2 separate regions of the Mus musculus genome follow, and region 2 is linked to region 1. The links are chromatin loops, found by intact Hi-C in ENCODE. Cell type or tissue: heart. All regions are shown on one strand. Links, peaks and the distances in the headings refer to the core of each region. The heading gives the core; the rest is flanking DNA.

Evidence for each region. Peaks named below come from ENCODE experiments on the same cell type or tissue, not always from the same donor. Only the 100,000 strongest peaks of a DNase experiment are listed, where the experiment ranks them.
Region 2: it touches region 1 in a loop (4-fold over the local background); 11 of 42 quality-filtered maps call a loop at or near these places.

The regions. Positions count from the first base shown.
Region 1 is chr6:32,471,379-32,486,898 of GRCm38, reverse strand. The region is part of intron 3 of Plxna4 (plexin A4); the gene reads left to right. Among named protein-coding and RNA genes, the nearest start is that of Plxna4os1, 32 kb to the left of the region's middle. In heart, for the core only: a CTCF peak has its summit at 7,397 (motif pointing left); DNase peaks (open chromatin) are centred at 5,948 and 7,528; H3K4me3 peaks cover 448 bases; H3K27ac peaks cover 7,214 bases.
Region 2 is chr6:32,318,629-32,334,148 of GRCm38, reverse strand. The region is part of intron 3 of Plxna4 (plexin A4); the gene reads left to right. Among named protein-coding and RNA genes, the nearest start is that of Plxna4os1, 180 kb to the left of the region's middle. In heart, for the core only: CTCF peaks have their summits at 5,863 (motif pointing left) and 9,299; a DNase peak (open chromatin) is centred at 5,868; H3K27ac peaks cover 2,626 bases.

The DNA.
Region 1 (15,520 bases), core at 2,427-10,426:
CTGAGACAGCAGTGCATGCTCAAGGTCTTCACAGACTGTGTGCCTGGAGGGGACGATGCAAGTCGGTGGGAATGAAAGAGGCTTCATCTAAGAAATGCATTTGTACAATCTGTTTTAAATGATCTATCTATCCATCCATCCATCTAGTATCTGTCTGTCCATCCATCTATCTAGCTAGCTAGCTTATCTATTTTGAGGCAAGATCTCAAAATGACTCAAACTTACTATGTAGCTGAGGGTGGCCTTGAACTTCTGATCCTTCTGCTTCTACTCCAAAGTGGGGGGATTATAGGCATGCAGTATCATGGCTGATTTATGCAATGCTGGGGATGGAACCCAGGGCTTTGTAGTTGCTAAGCAAGTATCCTACCAACTAAATTCCATATCCAAAACTTCATAGTTATTTATGTAAATATTTTTAAAGTCAACTGTATAGTTTTTAAGACTGCAGAGGATCTGAAAGAGCAATACAGTTTCCCACAACCCACTCTCACCGTCCTCTCAGGAAGGCATGACTGCCATCACTCAGGGTGGACTTCTCACACCCTCTGTTTCTGACCCAGGGCTGTGTGATTGTATTGCTGAGTCCATCTAATGCCCTTAAGATAAGTCAGTCAAAGATCAGGTCGATTAGAGTGGTAGGTGTGGTCACAGGGCTTACCTAGTTCCTTAGCACTACTCTCTGGCTACCAAACCATGGCAACCCTACTGCCTTTCCTGATCCCAACTTCTTTCTGAGGTCTTTCTCTCTTGAGTGTCCTTTCAGAAGGCTCTACCCACCCAGAGAGAGCTTCTGAGACTTTGTAGGCAGAAAACGCTTGCAAAGGAAAGGAATAGATTTCTGCTTCTCTACCCAGGAGGTCTCCTCCCCACCAAGATTGGTGGGAGTGGCTAGGGCACCGCTCACATTTGAATATCTTTAGGCATAGCTGGGCGGACATGGGAATACAGGATGGTGCTGAAGCCACCTTGCCACTGGCTCTCGGTGCTGTGTGTAAAACTTAAGCCCAATCCTGATGTTTTGTGCTTGTAGGTCTTCCTCATGGGACACTCAGATGTGTGCTGTTGTGCCGCTGGCAGTATGACACCTGGGATGCTCTGGGCATCTTGTGTATATTGTGGCTGTGAGTTTTGTGTGTCTGTGTGTCTTTTGTGTATATGTTTTTTGGCCTGTGTATGTGAGTGTGTGTTTTATATATGAGTTTATGTTTTGTGTGTAAGTGTGTGTCTTGTGTGTGAGTTATGTGTGTGAATGTGTGTACATATGTGGGTATGTGTGTATTTACATGTGTGTGGATGTGTGTATTTGTTGTCAAAAGGGATAGTACTTAGATACCCTTGGTCCATTTCTAAAGATCTGTAAGACAATAACTTAACTTTAACTTGATCTTTTTAAAGTAGTGCTTTATTAATTATTTGAGAATTTTATACTATGTATTTTGAACATATTCGATGCCCTCCTGTAACTCCTCCCATTACTTTCCTCCCATCCACTTCCACCCAACTTTGCGATTTCTTCTTTATTTGGTCTTTCTAATAAGTTATCAAAATTTTGTCCTATGATAATCAGTTTTATCTTCCCCACAGAGCATGGAATTTACCTGTGATATTTTATGAGAAAAAAAAAAGATTTTCCTACTACAAGTGTTCTTGATGGGCAAATAGGCTTTTAAAACATTGCATATGGTCATGATCATATCTAAATGTGTCAGATTAACATATATAGATGCATCTATTTACATACATATCCTTTTCAATACTGGAGGTTGAATGTGGGGCCTTGCACATAGTTAGGCAAGCTCTCTACCACTGAGTTATCTCCCCAGTCCAGAATATCTTATTTAGTGTTTATGATCCAATTTGTTCTGGGCCTTTTCCTGGTCATACCTGATTTGGGAAAGGAAAAGATGTTTATAAGCCTCACTTAGATATTCAGAGTCCTTCTTAGGTTCAGTGAGACTTAATTGAGTAAGATAAGATAAACCCAGAGTGACTTGACCTTGCATATAAATGGCCCTCAGTGCCCAGCTGGGTGGAGACCCCGTGAATTCTGTGACACTGGACCCCACATAGGATGGACACGGCTATCGTGGAAGGGATGTATGTTATAGTGACATTGCTTCCTTGCTTCAGCTAAGCTCTGGGTTTCTTGACCTACAGGCTTTTGGGTGGGAGGCTTTAGATTCGTTGAAAGAAGCCTGTGAATACTTTCAAAAAAATGAATAATCCGTTTCTAGAATTAATAGCCTTGTGATGAATCCATGTTATCAATTTGAATTTTTATTTAGTCACATCTTGATTACCGAGAAATTATGGGAAATAAGCTTCGACATTTGTAGCCGAGATTTCTTTTCTAAAAAGGAATGTGTTATTCAGCAAAATAAAATAAATTAAAAAAGGGCACGCTTACTGCCTTCAGATGGAAAACACAGCTCATTGATATAGTTGATACTTCTTTCTTGTTACATGTAAGCACTTTCTTTCATGAGCACACAGGGCCACCAGATTGCCTAAGGAGCTCTGGATCTGTGGATGTTGGAAACATGCATTTGGAGACTGACTATAAATAGTTACTCTTTCCATTGCCTGTTTGTGCTGGTTTGTAAGGGTATATCAGAGCTAGCTTAGGCTAAGTTAATTTGAGGTAGCAAATAACTCCCAAATTTATGTGACTTGCAACAACAAAGGTTATTCCCAACTTATGCTCATATGCACCTAGGGTTGGCAGAATTTTTGTTCCACATTGTCAGGGACAGAAAAGAGGACCCCGTGTGGGATCTGGCAATCACATGACAGAGAGAGAAGGCTCGGAGCTTCCTGTGGCTGTTATCGCTTGGAGAGTAGCATATCCTCTACTTCACCGAGCATGCCAGAGTGAGGAGAGAAGGCTAAGCCCCATAGGATGGGGCTTGCTGTGTCTGGGGTAGGAGGGTCAGGTGAGGACAGAGCATACTTTGTCAGCCCAGCTTACTATAAGTCTTAGCATCATGAACATCAGTCTTCAGGTTGGGAATATCTATGGTGTGCCAGGTGTTTCTGAAGTTAAAGAATTTATGGCTAGAACTAGAGAAAAACTTTCCGAAGGGGAGGTTAGGGTCACTGTATGTCATCCACTGGAGACACTGCGTTGCAGATATTTTTATTAAACCAATTTCTCACAGTGCGTTTGCGATGTACTTCTTTCCTTTCTGAAACTGTACCAAAATCGTTCATTTTCTCCCATTAGTCAAGCTCTAGATGTTTGCATCTCCCCAAATTTAGTTTTCCTTGAGATTGCGGGCATGTTCTGACTAAAATACAGTGATTAGATTGTGCCCAGCAGATGGCTTTTGGATAACCAAATTATCCAAATTTATTGAATCATTTCTTTTACCTACAATTAAATAGAACTCCCCAAATTAATTTTTCCTAAGTAATGCAATGTGCAAAGATTCTCTCACTTTCTCTTTAAACTGCCTCTGTTGACCGTGATTTCTAGAAATCCACTCTGGATATCCATAGGACACTCCCCTCCATGCTTGCTGCCTGGGAACCCGAAGCTCTCGGGGAAGCTTGAGATGAGGAAGTCACCTTGTAGACTGAAAAAGAGTGGATTTTTAGTTCTTTTGTTCATTTCTTGGACTACCAAGTTTATGGCCAAAGTATTATTTCATTTGCATAGGATCGATAGTGTCCCATGAAGCAGCAGAACAGTTGTGTCCTTTGGGACACTCACCACTGAGCCAATAGCAGCACTGCCAGGGCCTGGCCAATGACCACCAGTTCTCAGGAGCTGCTAACCTGCAGTTCAGCTAGGAGGTACCTCTGCTTCTTTCCCAGTTCTTCACAGTTTCTGGCAACATGCACACTAACGTACATGCTTACTTATGCATCATGCCATATCCTTGCCCCTCTTTGAGGATTCATCCTCATAAATATGCCCGTGGACTTGACTCCTACAGACCTACAGTCAGCTACCTAACCACATGACCCACAAATGCTCATGGACCAGGCACAGATCTCTCTCTGCAACTTAAGCCTGGGGATAATGCCCCTGGGCTCTACCCCTCTTGGAGGCAGGCACCATTTCCCTTCTACTCTCTCTGAGAGATTAGTGGCCCACCACCTAATCAGTTTACCTCTGACTTGCGCCCACTTTGGCCTAGAGATGATGACAGAGAGCAGCCATTTAGCTGCCAAATGCTCTGACAATAGCCCAGATGGACAGCATCTCCGACATCAAGAGTGGTTTCTTCTTCCTCCGGAGTGGGGGAGGGGGCAATGGGTCTCCCACTTGGTCTTTTTCAAGTGTTTCCTGCATCTGCCTTTAATTTTCATGCCTTTTGCTTTCTGACCCTGCTTCCCGGCAGCCAGGCTAAGTGTGATTCCCATAATTAGCTTAGTGATAATTTAATCTCTGGGTTTTAAATTTGATTGTTTTTTGAGGGACTTGGGTCTGGGGATGGGGGAAGGAGACCTTTGCTTTTGAATGAACTCTTTCTCTGTCTAGAGGCAGAGGTGAAGGAAGTAGCTGGGTGGATGGGGATGGGAGGGGGATACAGTGACAGACTGTGTGGCTCATGGGTAGAGTTTGGAGGAGAGGCTGAGATAGAGACCATTCTCTCTCTCTCTCTCTCTGTCTGTCTCTCTCTCTCTGTCTCTCTCTTTCTCCTGCTCACTCTTTTTAGAATTTTTCCCTTTCTTTGTTCTCATTTTTCCCCCTAAAAGTTCAAGGGCATGTGGGTATATTCACACACACAAGAGCTGTTAGCTGCTCAAAAAATAAAATAAAATAAAATAAAATAAAATAAAATAAAATAAAATAAAAATAGGAAAGCAAAGGTTAAGACTGAAGCATAAGGGAGGATTTGGGTTTGATTACCCAGCACTGCATAAGCTTGGTGTTGTGACACATACCTGTTACCCCAGAACCCGGGAAAAGGATGCAGGAGGAGCTAGATTCCAGTTCCATCTGGGAGACATGAAGCCCTCTTTTTTTTTTTTTTTTAAGCTTAAAATAGGAAAACGGTGCCTTCCTTAGGCATTCATACAATTGTTCTCTTAAGCTGCAGAAAGATAAAGACGAGCCAGGGGTGTCGCTGAATGCCATGCCACTGCCTCCCGATTCTAAGGCACTTAGCTCTGTCTAAGCATCTGCTTGGGTCTGTATCTGCAGCTGGCCATGCATCTGAACTGTTTATAGTCAAACCTGGGTGTTGTGGAAATCGTGTGACAGCTGGAAAATCTCAACTTTGTTTGTGGCTACACCTCAGGTTTGAGACAAATTGATTACATACATGTTCCAACTTTCTCCTCTTGTATGATAAAGCCATCGATTGTTATTTGTTTAGCTTGTGTGTGCACACGTGTGTAGGTGTGTGTGTGTGTGTGTGTGTGTGTGTGTGTGTGTGTGTGTCAAGGCCTGTGGAGGATGTCAGTTGTCTTGCTCCCTACTTTATTCCTTTGAGACAGGGTCTTTTACTGGTGTTCACTGGCCTTCTGGTCAAGCTAACTGGCACGTGAGCCCACAGATCATATTGGAGCTACAGAGGTTCATAGTCCATGCCCAGTTTTTTAACATGGCTGCTGGGAATCTGAACCCACGTCCTCCTGCTTGCATGCCATGCACTCTTCACTACTCCCCAGACCCTGTAGACTGTTTGTTTGCTTTTTATACAGCAGGAGAAAATATAAAAGAGGATAGCAAATATCTCTGACTTTCTTTGTATGGTATAGCTCTAAGGAGCAACTTCAACCTTCAGGGATATGAACAGCCGTGTGAATTGGGGTGAGGTAGGACAGCAGAGTGTAGGAAATCCTCAGAGGTCAGCATAACCAGGGGACAATCAGAAGCTCCAAATAGATGCCTTAGCCAGCCCTTATGGGGCTGGGTGGGAGTGGGAGTGGTGTGTGTGTGTGTGTGTGTGTATCCTAGGGAAGAAGAGGCCATGTGACTCAGCTGAGCAGCCCTCTGGGTCCCTGTGGCAGGGAGGCATTGTTCCTGGAACCAATGACCTGGGAGAAGGAGACAGGCAGAGCTCAGGAAGCTGAGACTCTGGACTCCCTCCTCCACTTCCCATAGCCCGGAAACAAGGCCCTAGATTTATAAGTTTATGCTTAATTAAGAGAACAGAAAAAAAAATATCATTTTGACTTTTAAGAATAAATGTAGAACAATCCAGACTAATTTTAATTCTCCCTCTAAAGCGTCAAGACCCCAGGTGGTGTGACCTTGACACAGTACTGGCCTTTTCCTCTGTGCCTTACCCTGTGCCTTACCCTGTGGGACCTTCTGCTGGCTAACTGTCTGCACTATCGTTCATCCTGGCTCTGTATCTTACCACCTTTCTTTGAAGCTTTGAACTCTTCACCTGCAAAAGTGCTGTCCACCCTACTCTCTTGCCTGTGACACTCTCCTCTCTTTTGTAACATCGCTCACATTGCCCCCCGGCAGAAGGACTTAGACCTTGGTGATCACCCCAACTTCTCAGTGTGTTTTGATTTCTCTGACAGCCCCTCAATTATGTGTCCTGGGTGATTCCCAGGAATGGCATTGATCAAACCGAAGGCCTTTGTTCTTGGGAATTGATTTCCTCTAATGTGACTGAAACTGACATGGGGTGGCCCTGGTGTGTTGAGATGTGAGCCTGGCCTTTCTTAGGTGACAACATCTATTTCTCATCACTTCCCATCCCCTTTAATAGCATAATATGCATTGCACTTTAGGGTGGGACCTACCTCCTAGAAATAGCTGCTTATTTTGTCCTTTTTTGCAAGTGTCAAGTCCATTCTCTTGAGTGACTTTCATGCCATCCTCCCTCCATCAGAAAGGTTTGTGGTTGCAGAGGTTGGAGCCAAGAAACCTTACTCCAGCTGAAGAACTGTCCTGGCACCATGACCCAGTGGTTGGAACCCTCGTAAATGTTTTACTCCAGGATCTGCAAACCGAAAGCCTCACTGTGACACATACTAAGAAACCTTGGGGGAACTGGTCAGCAAGTCACCAGCAGGGCAAGCCAGAAAGGGAAGCTTATCTCAGTGGAAGAACTTGAAAGTTTGCAGTTGTGACAAGTTTCCATTCTTTTCTGTAAAGGACAAGGGAGATTGTCCTCTTTGTTGGGCTTATATTATTGGCAGGAGGCAGAGCAATGGGCTCCAGCCACTTCTGCCTTCTGCCCACTGTTGTATCTATAAATACTCCACCACATAATATCCTGATGGGGTAGGGAGGGACTTGCTGGGACATGGGCCATATCTCTACAGTGAGAATGCTTGGCACTGCTTGTTCTTCATCCAGATCTTAGCAGTTCTGATCATCTGTGGACTTGCTGTGAGCCTTCAGCTTCATTGCCCAGGTCTGGGAGACCCTGGGAAGTTCAGGGTGTCCATGTCTCAGCTCCTTCAGCCTGCCACCTGCTGGCCACACTCTGGCCACTGCTCCTCATGGGCTTAGTGTCCCTCTAAGGGGAACTTTTTGCCTGCCACCTATGTTGTAGGGGCCAGTAGTGTCTGTCACTTCTCAGCTTGTCCAAGTGATGTTTCCCTGAGCACTCTGAGGCCCTGAGGCTGCTCTGCAAGATGAGATCATTGGTGCTAAATTTATCTCTGCTGACAGCCCGGAACTGGGTTCCAGGGCCCCTGCCTGGCTTGGGAGGTAGTCAGCCAGGAGGGGGATGGGTAGGTCTGCGGAATGATCTGCCCTAGCTTTTGCTGTGATCACTGTTGTCTGGTGAGAGGAGCTTTCTTTCTTCCTTAGACAATTCTTCCCGCTGTCTTTTGATCCTACGGGGTTCTCTGTATCAAGCGTTTGCTTTTCTACTCATAGCAGATCTTGGCAGCTTACAGGGTCAGTCTGAAGCTTAGGTAAGATGATACAGAAGATATTGAAAACAAAACAACACCACCACCACAATAAAACAAAAACAAGGGCAGGTTTGAGGAACCCTTTAGAGATGGGTATTTCATGTTTGGAACAATTGACCAGGATAAACATTAAAACTAACAAGCAAGAGTCAGTGAGGAAAATATTTCTGAGCAAGGCAAGATCTGGCTTTGTGCTTACAAAGACCTTTCTGTAGTCCAAGAAAAAGAAATGAAAATATGGAAAAAATTTGTTAAAAGCAAGTATGAGGGAAGGGAAGGGAATCTTAGGGGTGTGTGTGGGGGGGGAAGAGAAATGCCAGGTTGACTCCGACTGACCTCTTGGGAGATAGCAGAGGGGCTTAAAGCTAACAACTTCCTTGAGTTTCCTACTAAGCACAGGTGCTGAGAAACCCATGCCCACACACGTGGCTTTGATGCTTGGCTTATCAGACAAGGTTCGAAATGCTGCAGGTATGTCCTGCTGGGTGGTTTAAGATGGCACAGTATGTTTAAGAGTCTGGAAAATAAACAAGCAAGCAAATAACAAGGTAGGGAGTGCTGTACAAGGTGAGCCAGCACACATACGTCCTGCTTTGCTCTCCTTTGAATGCAGTCACTGGGAGCCTAACGCAGGAAGGGTAATCGGGTGGGTGACTGGGATCAGAGGGTGAGAGTTCTGCTCCCCCTGCCCCTCCCTCCATTTTGGCAAATACTTTAGAGTTCCAGGAGTTAGTAACAAGAGCTGGTGGGTCCTTGAACAAACCAGACCCCCAAGAACTCAAAGGGAAGATAGAGCTCTGCTCCCTGCCAGGGGGCTGAATGAGAGCTAACTTCTAGGTCATCCCTAGGGGTTCCAACAGAGGCAGAAGAGCTTTTCTGCTGGAAATCTCAAGTCAGTAGCCCCTTCAGGGGAGCCCAAGGACAAGGAGAGGGTGGGACCTGCCTCACCATGGACCAGCAATATGCTAGGTTCCTACTGCTGTGAATACATTTCAGGGGCTTGCTGAGTTAAGGCCAATGCTATTGTCTTACTGCCTAGAGGTCAGAATGCCACACAGGTGTCACTGGGCTAAAACTAAGGTGCTAGCAGGGCTTCCTTTCTACCTAGAGGCTCTTGAGGGCAATCTGTTTCCTGGCCTGCAACTGCTGGTAGAGGCCCTCACATTCCTTGGCCAGTGCTGTCCTGCTCCATCCCTAAAGCCAACAGCATTGCGCCTCTCCTACTTTCTTCCATTGCCTTGGCTCCCTGTGACCATAGCCAGGAAAAGGCCTTTGATTTTATGCCCTGATGTGATCTAAGCATGCCTATCATGTAGGGTGCTCTCTCTCTACCTCAAGGTCCTTAACCTTGTCACCTTCTAAGTCCCCTTTGATATGTCAGGTGGCATACAGTCTGTGCAGATCAGAGAGACTGAGGGGTTCTAGATTCTTCCCACCACAAGCAGAGGGTCCTATACAACTCCTGAAGAATTGCCAATGAGACTGTGAGGTTGGACATCTCAGGGGATGGACTTGAGAGACAGAGAGATAGTGGGCTAAGTTTTTACAGAGCCTGAGGATCCTGCCAAATTTTCTGTAGTTCCCAAGTATAGTACTTGAGGTTCTCTGATAGAAGCTAGATGAGAGAGAGTTCCCCCAACTTGTTGAGCCACGCAAGCCACCCTAGTTGAATCATTAGCTCTATCCTAGGCATTGGTCTCTTTCTTAGGCATTGAGTAAGAGTTCCCAACCTCTGTGGAGGTCTCATCGACTGGACTTGAGGTTTCACTGTATGTAGGACTGAAGGCTTTCTCCTGGTGTCTGGAGAGATTTCATAATGAAAGCTACTAGAATTCTCCCTGCTGTCCAGATTGCTTGTGGAGCAGCTTCTGAAGATCTGGGGTAGACAGTATCAGCAGGCAAGGCTGGGGATGACTGCTGCAGATAGTGTTCCTGTCCTCAAGGGGAGACTCCACTAATCCCGGTTATTTACTGTCAAGGGAAACCTGATGTCCATGCTCACATTGGCCGACTTGGTTTTCATTTTCTTCCCCTCACTTACTGGTGCCACTGCCATCTTGTAGTGACATTTACCACTAAGCGAGACATGGCGTACTAGATCACTGAAGGTTTTTGGTTCTTGGGAGGCAGGCAGAGCAGGTGGAAGGACTTATGCATCAAGACCCTGGGCAAGTATATTGGAAGAAGGACTCTAGACCACTTTCTTATTGAACGTAGGCCCTCTGTCTAATCTTCTACCTTGTTGCTGAGCCCTGTTTGGGGGATGGGTAAGTACCACTGACAAGTTGTGGATGCAGACTTCAATCACTGGAGTGAAGACTAACTCTGTGCCACTAGGTAAGCTCACTGCTGAGGCCGGTTCTGCTAAAGAGGCAGGAACCACTTTTAATCACTCAGGGCCGGGGAAGGGAAGAAAAGAGATGCAAAACAAAAGGAGAAAGCAGCTGCCATCTGCTGGGCCCTGGGTCACAACACTGTATACACAAACAGCGTAAGGATTTCATAGCAGCCCTGCGAGGTGAGTGGGCTGCTTCAGCCCTCATGAGGAAGATACTTTATATCCAGGTTAGTCACGTACCAAACTTCAAGGCCCATATCCTTTTGCAGACAAGGTAGGGGAGAAGGAGGTGGGGGTCAGAGCCCAGTATGGCTTTACATTAAATACTAATTTTTTTTTTTTTTTGTAGATCAAGTTTGTAGCATACAAGGGAGCCATTGGTACCAATACTTCAGTTAGGCTCCAAGCTGGATACTCTGGGCCTCTTGGGGTTTCTGAGCTCCAGGGAGGGAGGGGCCTTTTCTCTCAGTGCTGGTTGGAAGCTCTGGACTCTAGCCATGGCTTCTATACTCACAAGACTAAGTATACTCCGTTTCGGTCAGGCTCATGGAAAAATGGAAATGAGCATCTGACATCTTATGTAACTTCTTTTCTCCTCAAATGTGTAACAGTGTGTGCATAAATAGAGTGTATGTGTGTGTGAGTGTAGGGGGGTTGTTCCTGGAAAAGCTCAAGGGGACCTGCGTGCCGTTTTTAGCCTGTTATTTTCAGCCCTCTTCTGCCTCTCTTCTCCTCTCCCCCTGACTCTATCACTTCTGTAGTAAAAGGTACAGAAGTTACCAGTGGCCTAGTCCTGAAAGGAGACTTACAAGCGTCGTTGGCACTTCCAGCCACCTCTGCCATTTCTTCTTTTGCACATCACTCTGTGAATTCCCCATTTGATCTGGGATCTTTTGGTTGTGAGGTCTGACACCCTTTTCCTTCAGAGTTCACTGGGATTGGAAGGGCATGGCATTAACAATATCAAGGAAAAATGGTTTGCACAGAATATTAGATGTAGGTGTATGAACATTAGTGATGTCTTCAGACATGAATAGTATTTAAAGTTTTCAGTGCTACCCAGCGTGTGTGCGCACATGGTTGGAAGCCTTGGCAGATGGAATGTACATCTTTTTCTAGCTCTGACATAATTACTTCAGGGCCATCTTAGGCACAGTTGAAGTGAGGTGACTAGGGTTTGTGCCACTTTTTCCAGAGTTAAGGAGCAGCAGAGACGCTTCCAAATCAGGGACATAAAGATTGATCAGAGAATAGACTTTGGTATACTCAGGAAACCAGTTAAGAAATCAGTTGGAACCATGTGTGCATGAACACATGAGAGCTGAGCACGGCTATCTCTAACAGTGTTAATAGGAATAGGTGCTTCCTGAGGTCGGAGAGATTTGGAGCACCTTGACTTTACAAAGTGATTTGAGGATCCCATAGCCAAGAAGCCATACTTCTAGTGACCCCCAAATAGTGTATGCCACTACTTGGTCATCACTGTTGTTAATAAAAACGATATTTGAAGTATTAGAAAGTCCCAAACAACCCTCTCTCATGCCACCTACGTGGACAGTCTCTTATCTCTTAAGTGCTCATGGAACTTGGCTTAGAGTCTGTGTCCCTGAATCCAGAATCTTTCCAGACCATGGGCTTTCCAGACCTTTGTTGCTCTCTGTGTTAATTCTTCCCACTGTCTTGAAGTCCAGAACACATGTCTGGGAATCTTACCTCCCAGGGAGTCTTGGGGAGTGTAACTGATCCAGGTTTAGGAGTCACAGACTCAAGGAGCGAAGTTATCTGAAACAGGGCCATTCTATAACCACAGTTGTTCACGTGCACCTTGCAGGAGAAAGCAAATGAATTTGGCCTCAGGGTGGGGAAGAACCTGAGATTTTGTGTAGCTTTTGCTTAGAAGAGAGTGTGGCTGGTTCAGTTTTCAAAAGGAATGCCCCCTCCCCCTACTATGGCATGTGCATTGTAGTCTCTTCCCCTCCTACCTTGCTTTGCCCCAAGACCAGCTTCCCTGAAGAGTTGTGGGATGGATGGGCAGAGACACTATAATAGCTGATTCCTTGCTGACACAGGAGTTTGCCAACTCTTGCACACCAAAATCTTCTCAGGCTGTCTCATGTCTTCACCCTGTGTCAAGGAAGCATGCGTGTCTTACTTGGCAAGAAGCTGTTAAAGATGAAAACTAAGGCCAACTAAGAGGCAAGGATGGTGAGTGTTTGTCTAAGAAGTTAAAAAGCATCTCTGACAAGTGGTTTCCACAACAGTAGTCTCCGGGTAACCCAGGAGACCCAGGAAGCTGTGAATGGGCAATTGCATCTATAGTCCTGCATTACCCTCAGAGGGAGAGACATTTTGGGGTACTGTGCGTACCCTCTCTGCTATCCTAGCAAGTTCACTTATTTCCTCCCAACCTTAATTAGCAGGGCTGAACCCCCAAAAGGACCTCCTTGAAAAAGGGTAATCTGACCTCTGTGATCAACATGTGTTTTGGTCTTACTAATTATGCACACTGCTTTGGATGATTTGCATATATTAACTTTCTCTGTGCTCAGAACAAACTTACTAAGTAGATACACTTGTTAGTGCCACATGCCTTTGAGGACATGGAGGCCCAGTAAGGTTAAATTGCAAATATTAGCCACATGGGTTTAGTGATGGAGGCAGGGTTCAAACACAGGGTGTGATACAGATCGCAGGCTTGCCCCTATCACATCCCATTGGACTGGGCTGACCAGAAGATCTTAGAACATCAGACGTTCCCTGTCTTTAGGAATCGCCATCTGCTTGGCTGTAGCTGGCTCCTTCTCTCACACACTCTCACGGGGAAACACTGGCCTGAAAAACGTTCTCCATGTGCTGGCCTCCAGGTGGTTCCCATGGTGAGGTCAGAGCCAATGGTGGCACTGTGACCTGTTGTGACTCAGGTTCTTTCTAGCCTCTTTGATGCCATGCTCTCAATCTCCAAAGTAGCATCCCCATTCCCTCTAGCCTTTTCTTCACAAATCTGTGCTTTTTTAAAAGTAGACAAGTTTCTGGGGGTTACTCCAGCTTCACTGGAAAGGGTTGCCTCTTCTGGGTATTACACACACACATAGTTTTTGTTAAGAAGTTGGGTGGGTTGAGAAGGTCCTTGGATGACTTTTCTCTAGTTAGGAACCAAAGTGCTCTTTCTATAGACATCCTTTGGTCATGACACTGACAAGCCTTAAGGACAAAGATTATACCTTTTAGAGAGAGAATCCTTCCTTCATGTACCATCTGATCTGTAAGCTAGGCACGGAACCAATGAGTGTAATTTCAAATGGAGGGGTCAGATGGAAGGTGGAAGATGTTTTCAGAACTTTCTCTTTTGTCCTTGAGTTCCTCATAGAGCTTGGAGGACCCCAAGCAGCACAGTCCCTACCATTACATACCTACCTGCCTTGTAAGTGGCCTAGATTCATTCATGATATGTACCTAAGTGGCATATATCATAGTAACTAGGGGCCTTGAGTTTCATGTTGTAGATGAGGAATCTATTTGTCAGGATACTTGACCCAAGCAAGGCCATAGATATATAAGGGCTGTTGTTGTAGTCTGTGCTATTAGGTATGACCTGGAAGTGGGGGGACACATAGAGAGAAGATAATGATGAGAAGAAGGAGGAAAAGGCGGAGGAAGACTTCTCTAATGCTTCACATTACATCCTCATAGGAAGTGGATGAGATTGCTGGAGCTGGTTCAGCTCTTGGTGATTCCAACTAAAGTCAAGCCAGCCACTCTTTCCCCCAGCAAAATCTCCATCTATGAGAAAAGAGATCTTCTGATGACCTTTGTCCATAAGCAGATCCATTTCTACCTGAGAAACTCCCTAAAGATCCCCATGTAAGGCAGATATGATTGACAAACATGTTTTCTCATAGGGACCACAAACAATGTCTGCTGACCTTGACCATGGTAAGCCTGTATTAGTGGAATTCCATGCACCCTGCAGAAAATGAGGTCTCATTCATGGCCATTATCATTTGAGTCGCTGAGAAAAAGGTCGAGTTGGCAAGTGCATCACTTTTTTCATCAGATCTCCAGGGACATACTCATACATTTGAGTGGCAGGCTCTAGCTGGCTGAGCCGTGCTGTGTGATTGAGGGCCACGGGTCTCATTCACCTTGCAGATAAGGAATTCAACTGAGAGACGATGCTCCCTGACTCAAGCTTGGGCATGGGACTGGCACACCTATGGGTACCCATGATCAAATCCTCTCAGCTCAGGTCAGATGACATTTCACGGTGTGGCAGGTACACTTTGTTAGGAGCATGATCAGAAGAGGAGCATGATGATGAAAGGCCTTCGTTTTCTAGATGGTTCTCTGTTCTCTCCTAAATCTCCCATATTCTTGCTTCCCGTATAACCCTCTCAGGGTAAGGCAGAGCAGACTCTTCCTGAATCTATTCCCATTGTCATCGTTTGCATCTCAGCACCACGTGTATTGCTATTTTTATCCTGTACTAGAAACTATTAAGTGGGGGAGAAATGTTAATTGGTATTATTACAGCAAACTGTGTCCTAGTAACATTGAATTCAGAGGTAAGTTTCCCCACCCCCTCCCCTGCCTTTTAGGCATATACAAGGATTTTATTCATTTTGCTGACAGCCAGCACAGATTTCTTTCTTTCTTTCTTTTTCTTTTTTTTTTCCCCCTTCTAGTGCTGTGCCTCTTGGGAGAGGTATTCAGACCTCTGACACATACAGGGCAAGTTGCTGGGCCTCCGTTCTGAGTTCTGCTTAGATACAGGAGAAAGAAGTGGGGATGGAGGGAATTGCCCTGACTTTAAGTGCAGTTTTAACTACTGAAAGTAGACCAGAAGGAACAGCCTGGCTGTGTGGGATGCACACATGCTGTGTGGCTCACTGGGCCTTCGCGAGAGATTCTGGGCTGTGTGTGGTTTTTGTTTATTTTGGTAGCAGTAGGGATTTCAACCTTGAGCCTTATGCTATGAGGTATGTGCTCTACCTCTGAGCTACATCCCTAGCTCCTAGGCTACTTGCATTTATGGTCTAGCTGAAATAGGTAACAAGGAACCTTCAAGGTAGTATTCCCCCTAAGTCAGGCCGAGGAATGAACACATTAGAGACTCATAGCCATTTCCCTAACTTCCTGAGGTTGTATGTGGGCTGAGCCCAGGACACCTGGGATCCAATCCTGGCACTTTCCCTTCTTTCCAAGCTCTGTGGCCTCAAGTAAATCTCTGGCCTTGGTTTCTTCACCTGAAAATAGTCCCCATATCTCCAGGTTGCTGGTGGGGAAAGCATGTCTCACAAAGCACAAAGCAGAGGCTTTCTGAAGAGTCTTCCTGAATTCTGA
Region 2 (15,520 bases), core at 2,374-10,373, 150 kb after region 1:
CATTCTGCTTTCTCCTCTGCTCCCCTTTCCCTTCTTCTTTTCCCATCCATTATCCTCACTTTCTTCTTGGAGCTTAGCATCCCAGTAGAGGATTTGCTACGAATATCCTTGTCTAATGTTCTCCAGTAACTTTGTAGATAATACAAGTGTCTGTAGACTCTTGTTATCCATTGTCTTGCTGTCTCTAGTTACCTTAGAGTTGCTCACTGTGGTCCAGGTCCTCACTGGTCCTCTGGTGGATGTTGCGATTAATTGTACCTGAATTTATTTGTGTTTTGTGTGGAATCACTATGTGCTTGGAGGAGCCACAATGAGAGGGGGCTCATCCTATCTTAGAGGGTAGGGTTTATTTCCTGTAGCTGCCAAGATACGGAAGAGTAATGACCACAATAATGATGGTGATGGTGGAGTTGAAGTCTTCCTGCCTTGACAACCTTGTAGATTTCGTCAAGGGGTTTTCAATCTTGGGTTGAGTCCTTTTCCAGAACCACTTAATCATGGTCACCACTCTGCGTTAGCAGAGTCTTCTTCAACCATGGCCCATGAGATCCTCCCAGAGGACTGCCTGGCACAACGACACCCTGTACCATAGAGTTCTTGGGAGGCAGGAGGACAATAGACTTGCACTGGAGAGTATCTGCTATAATGGCTAGAATAAATCCCCTCATCTTTCCATGTGTGGGATAGTTTTATGCTAACTTGACACAAATTAGAAGTCATTCTGAAGAAGCTTCTATAAACAAAACAAAACAAAACAAAAATGCCTCCATACGAGTGTAGCCAAACCTGTGGGGCATTTTCTTAATTAGTAACTGGTGGAGGAGGGCCCAGCCCATTGTGGGTGTTATCATCCCAGAGCTGGTGGTCCTGGGTTCTGTAAGAAAGCAGGCTGATCAAGCCATGAAGAGTAAGCCAGGAAAGAATACTTCTCCTCCTTCCAGGTTCCTGTCCCATTTGAGTTCTTGTTCTGATTTCTTTCAGTGATGGATAGTGATGAGGAAATGTAAGCCAATGAAATCCTTTCCTCCAAGTTGCTTCCGGCCCTGGTGTCTCATGGCCACAAAAGTAACCCTAATGAAGATAAGAGCGGAATGAGATTTGGCTATTGAAAACATGCTATGAATTCTAGAACCCCTTCAGATAAATTCAAAAATAATTTTGAAGGTTAAATGGTTTTGTATATTAGTTTATGAATTGTATTGATGGATATGAGGAGGGCCAGGTCAACTGTTGGGTTGGGAGTTGGTGGTTTAGGCTCCTTCTGTTCCCTCCAATGGACAAGTCCTCAGGTCACTGTCAGGATTGGAGGAGCTAATGCAAGGACACTTTAGATCATAGTCAGACCAGATGGATCAAGCGGTAGGTGTTTTACTCCTCATCAATACACCCACATCCTTATGCTGTGAGATCTTTAATCTCTGTAAAGAGCTAAGTAAATGCTCATTTTGCCTACCGTCCAATCATATCCCCCCTGCTAACACTGATAAGTTTGGATAAATACCAAGGGGCACAGTAATAAGAAAGAAAGGGACATGTGGATGATGGGAAGCAGAGAGAAGATAAGCGTGTGATGTTGTTTTCTGTGGAATGAACCCATGTGATTAGCCAACTTGACCTTCCCTTGGGGTCCCAGGAGCATACCAGTCCTAAGGAAGTTAACTAAAGAATATCTTAACAGCTACAGTGCTAACTCAGGACTCTCCCATTTTTCTTGGCTTTGTGTTCCCAGCAGTTATCTGGCCTCTGATTCCATGAATCGTGTATCAGCCCTAAGCAGTATGCAGGCACAGGTGATTTACAGCCATGTTGTCGGGTAGGAGAGAAGAAAGAGTAGACAAGATGAAGTCACAGGGACCACAGCTCAGTGGCCATCTGAGTTATGAGTCTCTGCTTCCATCCATATCTTCCCTCCCTGGATTCCCGTTATGCCACCATAGTGTCCCATCGGCACCAGAGAATACATTGATATAAATGGGCCCCACCTCCAACCTGCTATTTCTCATCCTAAGGTCTTTCTGCTTGCATTTTCCGAAGACAGCTCAGAGCAATGGGGGGGGGGGTGACTATGCTGCTCATTCTGAATGACCCTGCACGTTGCAGAAAACGGAGTCTTGGGATTTTGTGGCATCCGTTTCCTCCTAAGCATCCCTTCTTATTCCAGAGTGACCCAATGACTTCTTAAGTCCATAATACAGAATAGGCCACAGTTATTTAAAAATACATATGCCAGCTGAGGCATTTAGGAAGTAAAGGCAAAGAGCTTCCTGAAGCAGGGGTGCCGGAGAGACTCTGCTTCTTTGGGGCCCTGTGTGCTTTGGGGGTTGAAATGGCATTAGTGTCACTCAGAGGGAGCTGTGGTCAGGACACCCAACTGCTCTTCCTTTAGTTTTTAAAAATGATTTTTAAGTGTGTGTGTGTGTCTGTCTGTCTGTCTGTCTGTCTGTCTGCCCATCTGTCTTGTTGGGGAGGGTGTGGGTATGTTCATATAAGTGCAGGTACCCTCTGAGGCCAGAGGCACCAGCTCTCTCTGAGGCAAGAGTTGCTGGCAGTTGTGAGCTGTCCACCTGGGTGCTAGGAATCAAACTTTGATGCAGAGCAGTACTGATCTTAACCACTGAGCTGTCTCTCCAATTCCCCCTGCCCCTCCCTTCTGCCTTCTTGCTGTGTGGTACACACATCTCTTGCATCCTGATGTGGGCTTAAGGGAAATAATGCAGGCAGCCCTTTTAGGGAAGCTAAACTCAAGCAAGCCCTTGTCTGTCTGGCTTATAGATTCTATGCAAATTGGGTCTCAGACCAAAGTGCCTGCCTGTGAAGATGTCTAGCTTCCTCACACAGTCTCTTTGAAACCCCTTCCCCTCTGTGTTCATTTTGATTGAACAATGATTCTACTATGGTGATTCCTGGTTTCTGCTTGAGATCTAGAAGACGGAAACATGTGATTATCCAACTTGACCTTCCCTTGGGGTCCCAGGAACACACCAGTCCTAAGGAAGTTAACTAAAGAATATCTTAACAGCTCAGCGCTAACTCAGGACTCTCCCATTTTTCTTGGCTTTGTGACTGGATTCAAATTTGCCAAGAGCCTCTATTTGCTGCTACCTTCTTCTGAGGCATGGAACCCTGTACTATTAATATCCCCCACCCTTTCTCCTTCCACAGCTTCCCTTCTTGCTCATGTTTAGGCTGGGCAGTGTTCCCAGGGACTTGGGGCTGTCCTAGGGGTCTCCCCATCCCCGTACACACGTGTGCCCATACACACACATACACTTACACTCTTAGTACATGCATTGTATCTCTCGGCAGAAGACTTTTGTGACCCTCCTCACCTCCCCACCGAAATAGCTTTTATTTCTCGAGCATTTGCCAGGCTCTAACACCTGTCCTCCCAAACGCCCTGCTTGTCCATCTCCCTGCCTGCCTGCATCTCTATGTGCAAACAGGCACATACCAGCATCTAAGATGGCTGGGAGGAAACTGCCTTTCCAGGGGATCAGAAACACAAGCAGATGCCAGGAATGGCCCGTCATCTCTTATTCATAGTGGTTGTTCATCCCCTGAATCAGGCAATGTGTACAGAGACTGTCACCACTGGCATAAAGCACATCCAAGAGGTTGCCACTGGCAGCTCCCTGGGAATTAGACCATGGTTTTAAAAAACAAAACAAAACCCAACAACAACAAACGCTTGCTTAGAACTCAGACACGCTAGGATAACTGTAGATCTTACGTTCACACACACACACCCTGGGCTTGACATTCTTGCCTTCAGCAGCTTGGCAGATAGGGGAAAAAAATAACGGTTTGTTTTGCGTGTGAGCAGAGTTAACTTAGCCAACCCCTGGCAAGCTTTTCTCTCTGTCAAGAGAGCTGGAGGGAGGTGAGGACAGGCAAGTATGTATGAGGGCAGCCAGGTAAGGAGAGACAGAGGCTGGCTGTGATCATGGGAGGAGTGGATGGCTAACATTCTCCAGCTGCTCACAGGAGGCCATGAAAGGGCCTCCGGGAGAGGTGTGCCTGCCACAGAGCACAGAAGGATGGGGGAGATCTTTGGCAATAAGTGATGTGTGGTTGCTGGCTATTGCTGGGGACACTCTCATGTCTTCTGTGACTGGAACCATCACTTCAAGTATAATAAAGCATCAAGGATTATCCAGTGCAGGATGCTAACTGGTTTAGGTTCCCTGAGCTTCTGACTGAGTCCACAGAGTTTCCATGTCTGTCAAGTTCCCAGAGGTCACTGGAAAATGGCCAGGCCAGCACTCAGAAGCTCTAGCAGGGGATCCTGAAGCTTCTTGCTTTAAATTCTTCTAGGGTATCCCGAGGGATGTATATGAATGTGGTTTTCATACTGTATCCACCAAAAGAAACACTTGGACCCTCTTAGAAGTGGAGGGCGGGGAAGTTACTGAGACTCCATCTCAGCACCCCTCTCACCAGACAGAAGGGAAGAAGTGAAAGACGTGCTCCTTTGGTTTCTAGTCCTCTATGGGTTGAACTGCAGTCCCCTAAAAGAAAAGGTGAATTCCTAACTTCTGGTGTTCATGTACGATGGCTGATTTGGATATAAGCTCTTTATGGGTGGAATCAAGCTAGGATGGAATCTGACAGGCTCGCAGCATCTGCAGAAGCCAAAGGAAGCAGACATTAAGGCGGATGACATGGGGAAGAAGGGACATTGCCACCAGCCAAGGAACAGCAGGGCTTAGGAGTAGTCACAAGAAGTAGGAAGGGGAGGACTCTAGTGGCCTTTTTAGAGATGTGACCTCTCGGGAACCATGACTTGAGACTTCAGAATTTGAGTATTTTGAGAAAAGCCTTTCTGAGTCTGGAACCATCTGTTTTAGTGTAGTCAGAGTAAACTGGTATACACGGTCTCGGGGGCCTCTCTGTGTTGTGCTCTTTTGTTTGGGTGACTCTTTTGTTTGGGTCTCATGCTATGCTGTCTTTGAAGGGAGATGCTCTGGTTCTATATCTGTCAGCGCAGCTCTGGGTCACGCATCTGTGGAACCTTTTTACCAGGACAGTTGACTCCGTTGGGGCCAGGAATGCAGGAGCATGAGGGGGGCACAGGAGCAAGGTTGGAGTGACAGGGTCTCCTCTTGGTAGTGTGAGAAAACCTTCTTAGAGGACAGGTAGTCCTCTTAAGTCCTGTGGAGAAGCACAGGAATCTCATAGCCCTGGGAGTGCGCCAGAGGAAAGTGCTAGGTGATTAAGATTTGGAGTTGAAGCCCTGCCCCCCCCGCCCCCCCCCGGGGGGCATGAAGGAGTGTGGGTACAGGTAGCTGAAAGAAGCAGGCTGAAGGGTTAGGAATGACAAGACCTGAAAACTGCCCTAGGTGGCTCTGTATATTACAGGCTTCTTTCTTATTAGTGTTTCCCTGGACTCAGCATGCCAGCTGACCACCAGGAGTGCTTATTTGAAGTTCAAGTTCCCAGGTCCCTATAGCTCTGATGAGTGATAATCCAAAAGGAAGGGACCCCTCTGGAAGCTGCCCTGTCATAAACTCCACAGGCAGAGTGTTGTTGTCCAGTCAGTGTAAAAACCGCACTGCAGATGCTTCTCAGTCGTGGAAAACAAAAATAGAAATAAAACAGACAAACACATGCCAGCAACATCACCACCAACAAAAAGTCTCCCTTTCTAGATAAACCTAGGGAAGACAGAAAGGAGTAGATCAAGAAATACAGAGATCTCAAAAGCGTTTTGGCTAGCTCTCCTTTAAATCGTCTTGCTCAGGACCTCTGCTCCATAGGACACCTTGGGGCAGGGGGAGCTTACTGGACAGGTCTTCCCTCCCTCGTCCTGACCCTGGTGCCATCGGACTGGAATCAGCGGCCTGTTGCAGCTCTGCCACCTACTGGCTGCAGGAGGAGATGCAAGATTCAGCGGGGATGCCACAGGGGTTTAAAGAGCAGCTTCAGAAAACCACAAATGAACAGGCACGTGGGTGTACGCATGCATGCACACATTCGTAGCCATTTATATACTAAACATGCACATCTACACACCTCCCTAGCCAGGCCCCTCCCCCCAGTCTTGTGCAGCCTGCAGCAGCAGCTGGGGTTATCTGTTATAGTGAGCACAGATGTATTAGATTTCTGTCTTAAGAGACAGATGAGATGGGAGAGAGAAGAGAGAGGGAAAGCCAAGTTCATGATGATGACTAGATGCTTTAAAAGGTTCCTTCCTCCTTCCTATTTTCTGGGATGGGGAGACCAAGAAGCAAAGGTGTTAGTGGGAGCTGTGGAGCTCCTCCCTCTGTGAGATAGGAGGAGAGTGGGTCTAGAACCTTGACTCCCAGCCCCAGGGAGAGGAGCACTGATCTTCCTTCCATCGAGCCCCCAATAGCCAAAACAACAGAGCACAGAATAATTAGACATCTCTCCCCCTGAAGCTCTGGATTTGGAGCACTATTGCTTTTTATCCCCCTCCCACCCCCCGCGTGCCTTAGTTCCCCTGTAGTGAGTAGGGTTACCAAAGGGTCAAGCTCACTGTGACCCCCTCGGGTGCTCTGAATTCTGGGCAGGCATGTTGGCCTGTTTGATTAGAACGGCTGCCAGTTCCCCAGGGGCTATTCTGCCCTCCCCGCCTACCTGCCTTCCTTGCACACACCTGCAAGCCCACTTGTTGTATGTAGATGAACTTCTGACATTGCCCTGCCTCTGTCTATGACCTCATGTCACAACCAATCAGGATTGAGTTTCATTGACCGAGTTACCCCAGTCTGGAGGGAAAACAGATCACAGTCTTTCCCAGGAGTCAGATTCTCCTACTCTGAGAGATTGCTTGCTGGCATGCAAACTCAGCTGCCTGGCTCCTACCCCTCCCCACGCCCTGCCTGCTCTCTCTGGCTCTTCACTCCCCGACTTTGGCTTTCTTCCCTATCCCCTTTTGAAGCAGCTTGGATGATTGGTTGCAACCTGAGCCAGCTAAGGAAAGGGACCAACTAGGAGGGTCTCCGAAGCTGGTGTTCAGACAATGTGGCACTATCCTTTGCTTGTGGGGCCCCACTGTGTTCTCACCACTCTCATCTTGGCCACTGTGGCTCAGCAAGAGTTATCGAGTGAGTATTGGATACCACAGAATGTAAGCAATCAGGAAAGACTTGGTATATCCAAACTTGCTTAATTCACACAAAGACCAGTAAAGCCAACCCAATTCAATTCCATTCAACCCGACTTAATTCAACCTAATCTAACCCAACCTAACTTAGTCTACTCCAGTCCAATTGAAGCCAGTTCAGTCTCTTCCAGTACAGTACATTTAACCCAATGCAGCCTAATTAAATATAACACGACACAATAGTATATACCTAGGTCTGAGAAATGGTAAGATTTATAGCACCTCATTTGTTCATGCAAATTTTTCATTGATCCAAAGGGGGAGGCGGAGGACTAAAGAGTGGGTTTTCTGTGATAAGTCTCTAATGCTTTACTTGTGAACCTGTTGAAAGGAAAATGAATGTCCAGGCCACATGGTAATGGCAGTAGGCTTAGTGCACGAGACCTGGCGGCGAGCTGCAGTGGTAACAGGGGTTTGTACAGTCATTTCACATCCAGTTTTTTGTCACGCATCTGCTAGAAGGCTGGTACCTAAGGACTCTTTATAAAGCTGGCTCACCCCAAGGCTCTAAGGGCCACCTATGTGCTCTACATGAAAACCCTCTTCAAAGTTGGAGGTGTGAAACCACTGTTGAGTAAATGCTCTAGAGAGAAGTTTTAAATCTGTGTTTTAAAATCTTACTAGATTGTGAGAGTTCAGGGCCTCTACTCCCCACCACCATTCCATCAGGGGAGAGGGAAATTAAAATAAGAAACCTACCATTTTCCAGAAGCCTAAATTGATTAATTCAGTTTCTGTTGAGAACGGGAAGGTACTCCGAGCTTCAGGTAGACAGCTTGCTGCAAAGACATGTGTTATCACCCCAATGCAAACATGGAAACGTGACTGGGAGACCTGAGAGAGTGCAGTTGAGACTACGGAGAGTCCCAGCTCTGATTGTCTCACTTAGAGAACTTTGACCTGACAATGGTATGAATGTGGCCAGGGTTCAGGAGACATCACGCCTTGGACTTTGATCTGTGGCATTTCTTGGGTCAGATGGCCGTAGGCTGGTCCTCTCCTGTGATGCTTGGCCGGGTGCAGCCCTCATGCTTGAAGTCACATTATCACAACAGGAATAAAGCACGACTGCCGTGTGTTCTGTTACTAACCTGGTGTGCTAGGCTGTGCACTCCCTGCTTTTCTTGCTATAACAAGATGCCTCATAAAAGCATCTTAAAAATGGGGGGGAAGAACTACCCCTTTACCTTCATGGTGCTATGGCTCATTTTAATGTACAAATGCTCACTGTTCACCTACTATACCAGCATGAACCAAACTGGAAAACAAATGGGAAACTGTTTTCCAAATCCCCTCCCTGAAAATGAATTATTTTAGAAAAGGAGACTAGGAAGGTGACCAGCTAAATTCCCTTTAGATCTTCCTGTCTCTGATCAGGATTTGACACAGTAGGTGCTCAGCTGATGTAAACCAGGCAAAAAGAGACCCCCAAAGCCCATTCCTAATGGACCAAAATAGGATTTCACACTGTCGATGCTTACTGTTCGGTAAAGGAATGAATAGACTACATAAAGGACCCTCCCAGAGCCCATTCACAGTGGAGCAGTATAAGAGTCCTTCTGGTCCTGTCCCTCAAACCCCAGGCACAGAAATGCCACTGCATTTCCAGCCCTCTCCAGTGCTCATCGTGGGTGCCAATGGAAAAGTTAGGGAGGGGAGAGCCATGGAGGAAGTACACAGACTCCAGATGCACGCATAGGAGAGGGGCGAATCGGATAATCTTCAAGCCCCTGATGCTTTTATTTATATACACTCTGCACAAAAAGTGATGGCAGCCCATTGGAGATTGAGGAAATATTCACATACATAGAAATCCAGGAGGAGGCTATGTGACATGACACAACTTTGTCGTGTTTGGCTGAGGAGGAAGCTACTCCATCATGACTTTCTCGGGTCCACTCTGAGGGATGAGAAATCAAGAAGGCCAGTTAAAAGGTCAAACTGTGGACCAAGAGGGAGGGTTTCGTCACAGGGCTTGTGTTTTGAAGGCTTAATAGAGATGCATTTTTGCAGTTTGAGAACTCGGGAGCCTGTAAAATCTGGACTCACTCACCTCTTGACTCTCACCTTGTTCCCTCATTACATCCCTCCTCCCATCATCTCCCTTCCACCTTCTTGCTGATTAGGGTTCACTCTGGAGACCCCAAAAAATCAGAAAGGAGCAGACAGCAGCCCTCTAGTGTCAGGTACTGACTTGAGACCAAATGTCTGATATGCAAAGACCTAAGATCAACAGGAAGAAAAGGAACCAACCACACCCACAGTCCTCAGAGCATAAACCATTCTGTTTTATACCTAGGCCACTACAGGAAACGTGTAAACCCTGAGGACTGTTAGTGTCTGTGTGTGCGTGTGCATGTGTGTGTGTGTGTGTGTGTGTGTGTGTGTGTGTGTGTGTGTGTGAAGAATGTGTAGTTTTTGAATTTGAAACTCACATTGCTTTGGGGGAGGTGGAGAAGTCCCTGAAACAGTTTTAGGCAAAACTGTAAAATCTGTGCAAACAGAGATACTTTTTTAATTCTTCAAAAGAGCTTCCTACACCCCCACCCTGATCTACCTTGGCTTCTGTTGTCCTTTTTCCTAGCCTTGCTACACACACACACACACACACACACACACACACACACACATGCATTTAGTTTATGTGTATATTATGTATGATAAAGATAGACAGATTTATGCTTATTGTGATATAATTACATGTAGCTATATATAATTATAGATATTTATTGTATATAATTTTGTAATTTGGACCTCGGGAAGCATCTAACCTTATCATTTTGCAATGATTCCTAGAGAAAAGAGTAGTCTGAGACAAGGCTGCAGAGTTGCCAACAACTGGACTAGGCCACACTCAGGTTTTCTTCCTGGGTGGGGTCTCTCTCTTCACCACCGTCTTCCCTCTCATGAGAGTAACTCTCCTTCAGCAAAGCATTTGTACATTAAAAGATGCTTAACCCCAAGAAGAATGCCTCACTCGCTGGAATCCAAAGGCGCTGGTCATTGTGGAGGAGGTCTTTGCACAACTATGTCTTCCCATGAGCCATTTAAAATTTATGTGAATAAAGTACATGTCCCATTGAAGCTACCTGGCTTTTGGGAACTGAGACAACTTCTCTGACCTGTGTTTTCTTCACTATGGAACACATGCCCTAAGGGTCCAGGGCTGCCGCCTGCTGCAAACCATTAGGATTAAGAAATAACCAAGTGTCTTGGTTCTACCAGAAATATCTATGTCACAGCATAGAGTATAGCATACCTTTCCCAGCTCCTTCACGGTGATCAGCTGGGAAGCAGGACATTATGGCTATGTAGTCTGAGTCAAGGAATCTCCTGTGATAGCAACTTTAGCTTAACTCTGATAGTGTGCTGGGTCCTGAGCTAAAATCTCCTTATCCTTACCTCTTCACACCAGCCGAATGCGGTCGGTTCTCTTGGTGTTTGTGTTTCATGGTGAGGAAAACAAAGGTCAGAAAAGCTGACTCATTTCCCAAAAATCCATGCAGCCAGTTCTACGCAGAATGGTGATTGGAATTTGTATAGCTTATTTAAATCATTACATTATTTAATACCTTGGGAAGGCCCAGTGTGATTGCTACTCTCCGTTGCTCACTTGACTACATCTCGACTAAAACCCAAGTGGCTGGGCACACATACAAGGGATTCTTTTCTTAGTTACAGCATTTGAAATGGAAGTCCCACTTATAATCTGAGGCTTTTGGAGTGGGAAGATAGATACACCTGCAACCCAGATCTTTTTATTATTATTATTATTAGATATTTTCTTCATTTACATTTCAAATGCTATCCCAAAAGTCCCCTATACCCATCCCCCACCCTGCTCCCCAACCCATCCACTCCTGCTTCCTGGCCCTGGCATTCCCCCGTACTGGGGCATATAACCTTCGCAAGACCAAGGACCTTTCCTCCCATTGATGACCTATTAGACCATCCTCTGCTACATATGCAACTAGAGACACAAGCTTTTGGTTGGGGGATACTGGTTAGTTCATATTGTTGTTCCTCCTATAGAGTTGCAGACCCCTTTAGCTCCTTGGGTACTTTCTCAAGCTCCTTCATTGGGGGCCCTGTGTTCCATCCAATAGATGACTGTAAGCATCCACTTCTGTATTTGCCAGGCACTGGAATAGCCTCACAAGAGACAGCTATATCAGGGTCCTGTCAGCAAAATCTTGCTGACATATGCAATAGTGTCTGGTTTTGGTGGCTGTTTATGGGATGGATCCCCGGGTGGGGCAGTCTCTGGATGGTTCTTCCTTCCATCTCAGCTCTGAACTTTGTCTCTATAAGTCCTTTCATGAGTATTTTGTTCCCCATTCTAAGAAGGAATGAAGTATCCACACTTTGGTTTTCCTTCTTCTTGAGTTTCATGTGTTTTGCAAATTGTATCTTGGTTATTCTAAGTTTCTGGGCTAATATCCACTTATCAGTGAGTACATATCATGTGTGTTCTTTTGTGATTGGGTTACTTTACTCAGGATGATATCCTCCAGATCCATCCATTTGCCTAAGAGTTTCATAGACTCATTGTTTTTAATAGCTGAGTAGTACTCCATTGTGTAAATGTACCACATTTTCTGTATCCATTCCTCTGTTGAGGGGCATCTGGGTTCTTTCCAGCTTCTGGCTATTATAAATAAGGCTGCTATGAACATAATGGAGCATGTGTTCTTATTACAAGTTGGAACATCTTCTGGGTATATGCAATCCAGATCTTTTGAGGTGGGAAGATCTACCTTTAATCTGGGTGACACCTTCTGGTGGAAGCCTATATAAAGGACACGGAAGAAGGGCAACCTTTGCCTGCTTGCTCTTGCTGAGAACTCCATTCCTTTGCTGGCATTAGAGTCTACATCTCCTGGATTATGGTGTATTCTGAAGACCAGCTGAGATATCCAGCCTCGTGGACTGAAAAACTACTGAATTCTTGTACTTTCCTTTGATAGACATTCACTATTGGACTACTTGGAGCACAGCCCATAAACCATTCCAATAAATTATATATATATATTGCTTCATAGAGAACCCTGACTAATACACCTAGAAGCTAACACCAGCAATGTAGAATAAATGCTAGCCAAATGGATATGATGCTATTAATATGTTAATATAACATTTGCATATTATATGAGTTCATTGATGACTGATTCTTTCAGCCATAGACTCCTATGGCCCTGGTGACTTCCTCAGTGGATAGCCTCAGTTTTCACATCTGAAGTATGGGAGAAATAATTCCCACAGGGACTGCAACAATGCCAATGGGTTTTGCTCAGTGCCTCAGAGTCCTGAGATCAATAGTGTAATTGCTGTGAAACACACAGACCATAGTACCGCTGCATAAATAATTGTAATCACTGTGCCCAGTGACAGACAGGATGGCTTTCCAATATCTTATTCTAAAATGCATTTCTCTGCAATTAAATTCACAGGCTTTGGGCAGAATGAGCGTCCCACATAGATAGACACATAGTATTTGTTTTCCCTGCTAGGCCCTGAGATACTTCAATTCTAGCTCCTCCTTCTCCTCCAGGCGCTCCCTTGCTGAGGTCAGAAGTTACCATCTGACTTGAGTGTGTCTTTAGGCCCCCCACAACTGCGGGTGGGGGTGGATAACAAGTAGTCAAAAGAGTCTTTGTCATATCCCAGCCATCCCCTCCCTGCTGGAACCTGGGGCCCCCTGCTTTCTACATCTGTGCATTCCAGCTCCATCTGGTGATGTCATCCAGGCACAGGGACACCCTTCTCAGTCCCACAACTTGAAGTCAGGGAAGGGTTCTTCTCTACAGTGTCTTTGGGGACAGATTTTTCTGACTGTGAGCCATTCACATGCCATACTCCAGGGATCAAGAATTCCAAGGCACTCATTGGTGCCAAGTCCAAGAATTTCTTTCTCAGGGTGCCTGCTTTTTTTTTTTTTTTTTAAGATTGGAGAGAGGGAAACCTACAGGATTGTAGTAGAAAGAGGAAGCATACAAGTAGTGGTCTATGCGATGGCACAGAGTGCCAAGAGGCTCCAGTAATTTGTTACTGGACAGTAACTGATGTCCTCACAATGGCATGTGATACCTTTAGAGGCCTTATTGCCAAGTACAGGTTTGGAGCCAAAACTGTCAACTCAAGCCTGGAGTCACTCTGATATCTTTAGTACTGTAAGCCCTGTAGTCAAAAATACACAGACAGGAAGGAAGGATGAAGGAGCATGTAAGGAACCTTTACTGGGACCCACCATTATGCTGCACGAGATGCTTCATGAGTAAGATGTTCGTGGACAGTTGCTACAGCACATGGAAGGCTTGGATTCTGTCCTGGCATTCAGTTGGATGATGGAGGAATCTTCCATTTTTAGTGATACTTGAGATAGGTTTTTCAGTAATGTGGCACATGTGGTTGATAACTTGCCACCTTTTTGATGTATACACACACACACACACACACACACACACACACACACACACACCACATCTATATCTATATTTCACCTTGTTCGGGGCTTTTCAGTCTGTTACCACCTTAAAGCAACCCTCAGTTTTTCAGCCAGCAGCCAGGTGGCGCCACGTGGACCAGAGTGGCCCACAATGTGTAGCTATCATGTAGTCCTAAGACCAAGAGGTTGAAGGAGACAGACAGACCCCTATCTTTTTTTTTTTCCCCCCCAGGAGTTGCATTCTCCTCCTGCCCCATCCTGGGAGATTAACAGATTCATCACTCCTTTGTCCCAGGTAAACAGACCATTCTTTGCTACACAGCTGAGCACACATCTATCCATGCAAGGCAGTCTTCATGCTCCACAGAAAGACTGGCGCCCCAGCAGGTTGATGAGGCTGTTGGGAAAGGACCAGAGCAGAGCTCATCAGTGGGAGCAGATGTCGAGCTAATACACACTTGTCTGATGCTCCTGGGGTTATTTATTTTTCAAGGAAATTGCAGAACAGTGCCTATGGGAGGAGCAACAATTGGTCTCCTGAAGTTTCCCAAGGATAGCTGGAAGCAATAGAAGAAGATGAGAACCATATAGATCTGTGTTCCAGAGGTTGTTGGTGTTAGGAAACCTAGTGGTCCTCTAGGATGATGAGATATTAGCTTAGGGGATCATGATAGGGTGTCTTAGAACTCTGGGACCCTTTGGGGTATTTTCCATTATGAATGCAGTGTACATGTTTACTAGTTAATTTAGTAAGCATCTGTTAAGCAACTGGCATATACTGGCTGTTGAGGACCATGCAGGAAGCACTGTTTCGCTATATTACCATGCACATCTTTGGGCCTCATCTGCATCTTAACTCTAATCAAGCATACTGCTTCAACTCACATCCACATGTTCTCTTACTCCTAGTGATGAAGAGCATTTCATGAGGTGCACAGTGGCCCGAGATGGGAACTCTGAGCCCCATAGTTTATCTGAGGCCACCCAACAAATCAAGCACATGCTGTAGAAACTAACAGGAGGCAGAATGGTAGGGGTATGGATCGGTCAGTCCATGACTTGCACTGGAGCCTGGCTTCTGATCATCTGCCCTGGGAACTTTGACCCACTGGCATGGAAATAGAACATGCAGGAAGCAGAAGAGGAGGAAAGAAGTGGCTTTGGAGTCAGTTAGTTTGGGCAGATGCCACATGGAGGAAGTGATGGGAGTGGGTAGGATGATAAAAACAAAACATCCCTAATAGTGCCCTGGGGTCAGTTTTAGAGGCACTGGTGAACTGGGTAGGTTAAGGGAAGTGGAAAGTTGATTAAAGGAAGGTGTCTTAGTTGGAGTTACTATGGTTGTGACAAAACACCATGACCAAAACAAACTGGGGAGGAAAGAGTTTCTTTGGTTTATACTTCCACATTGCTGTTCATCATTCAAGGAAGTCATGGCAGGAACTCAAACAGGGCAGGAGCTGATGCAGAGACCATGGCAGGGTGCTGCTTATGGGCTTGCTCCTTGTGGCTTGCTTATCCTGTTTTTGTATAGAACCCAGGACCATAAGGCCAGGGATGGCACCGTCTACAGTGAACTGGGCCCTCTTCCATTGATCAGTAATTGAGAAAATGCCACATAGCTGGATCCCATGGAGGCATTTCTTCCGTTGAGATTCCTTCCTCTCAGAAAACTCAGTGCCAAGCTGACATAAAACTAGCTAGGACAGATGGGTATGGGGTGGGAGCACAAATGCAAGGCTCACTGCAGCTTGGACAGACTGGACTTGAAGGCTTTATGGTTAATATTCCACTGTTATTGAGAGGGAGCAGAGAGAGTATCCAGGAGGAGTGTCGTTTTCACTGAGGTTCTGTTCTAGGCTGATGGTGGCCATATGTAGAAAGATTAAAGGTGGAAATGACAAGGTACAGATGAAGACACAGCTCAGAAGCTTCAGTGATCAGCACGG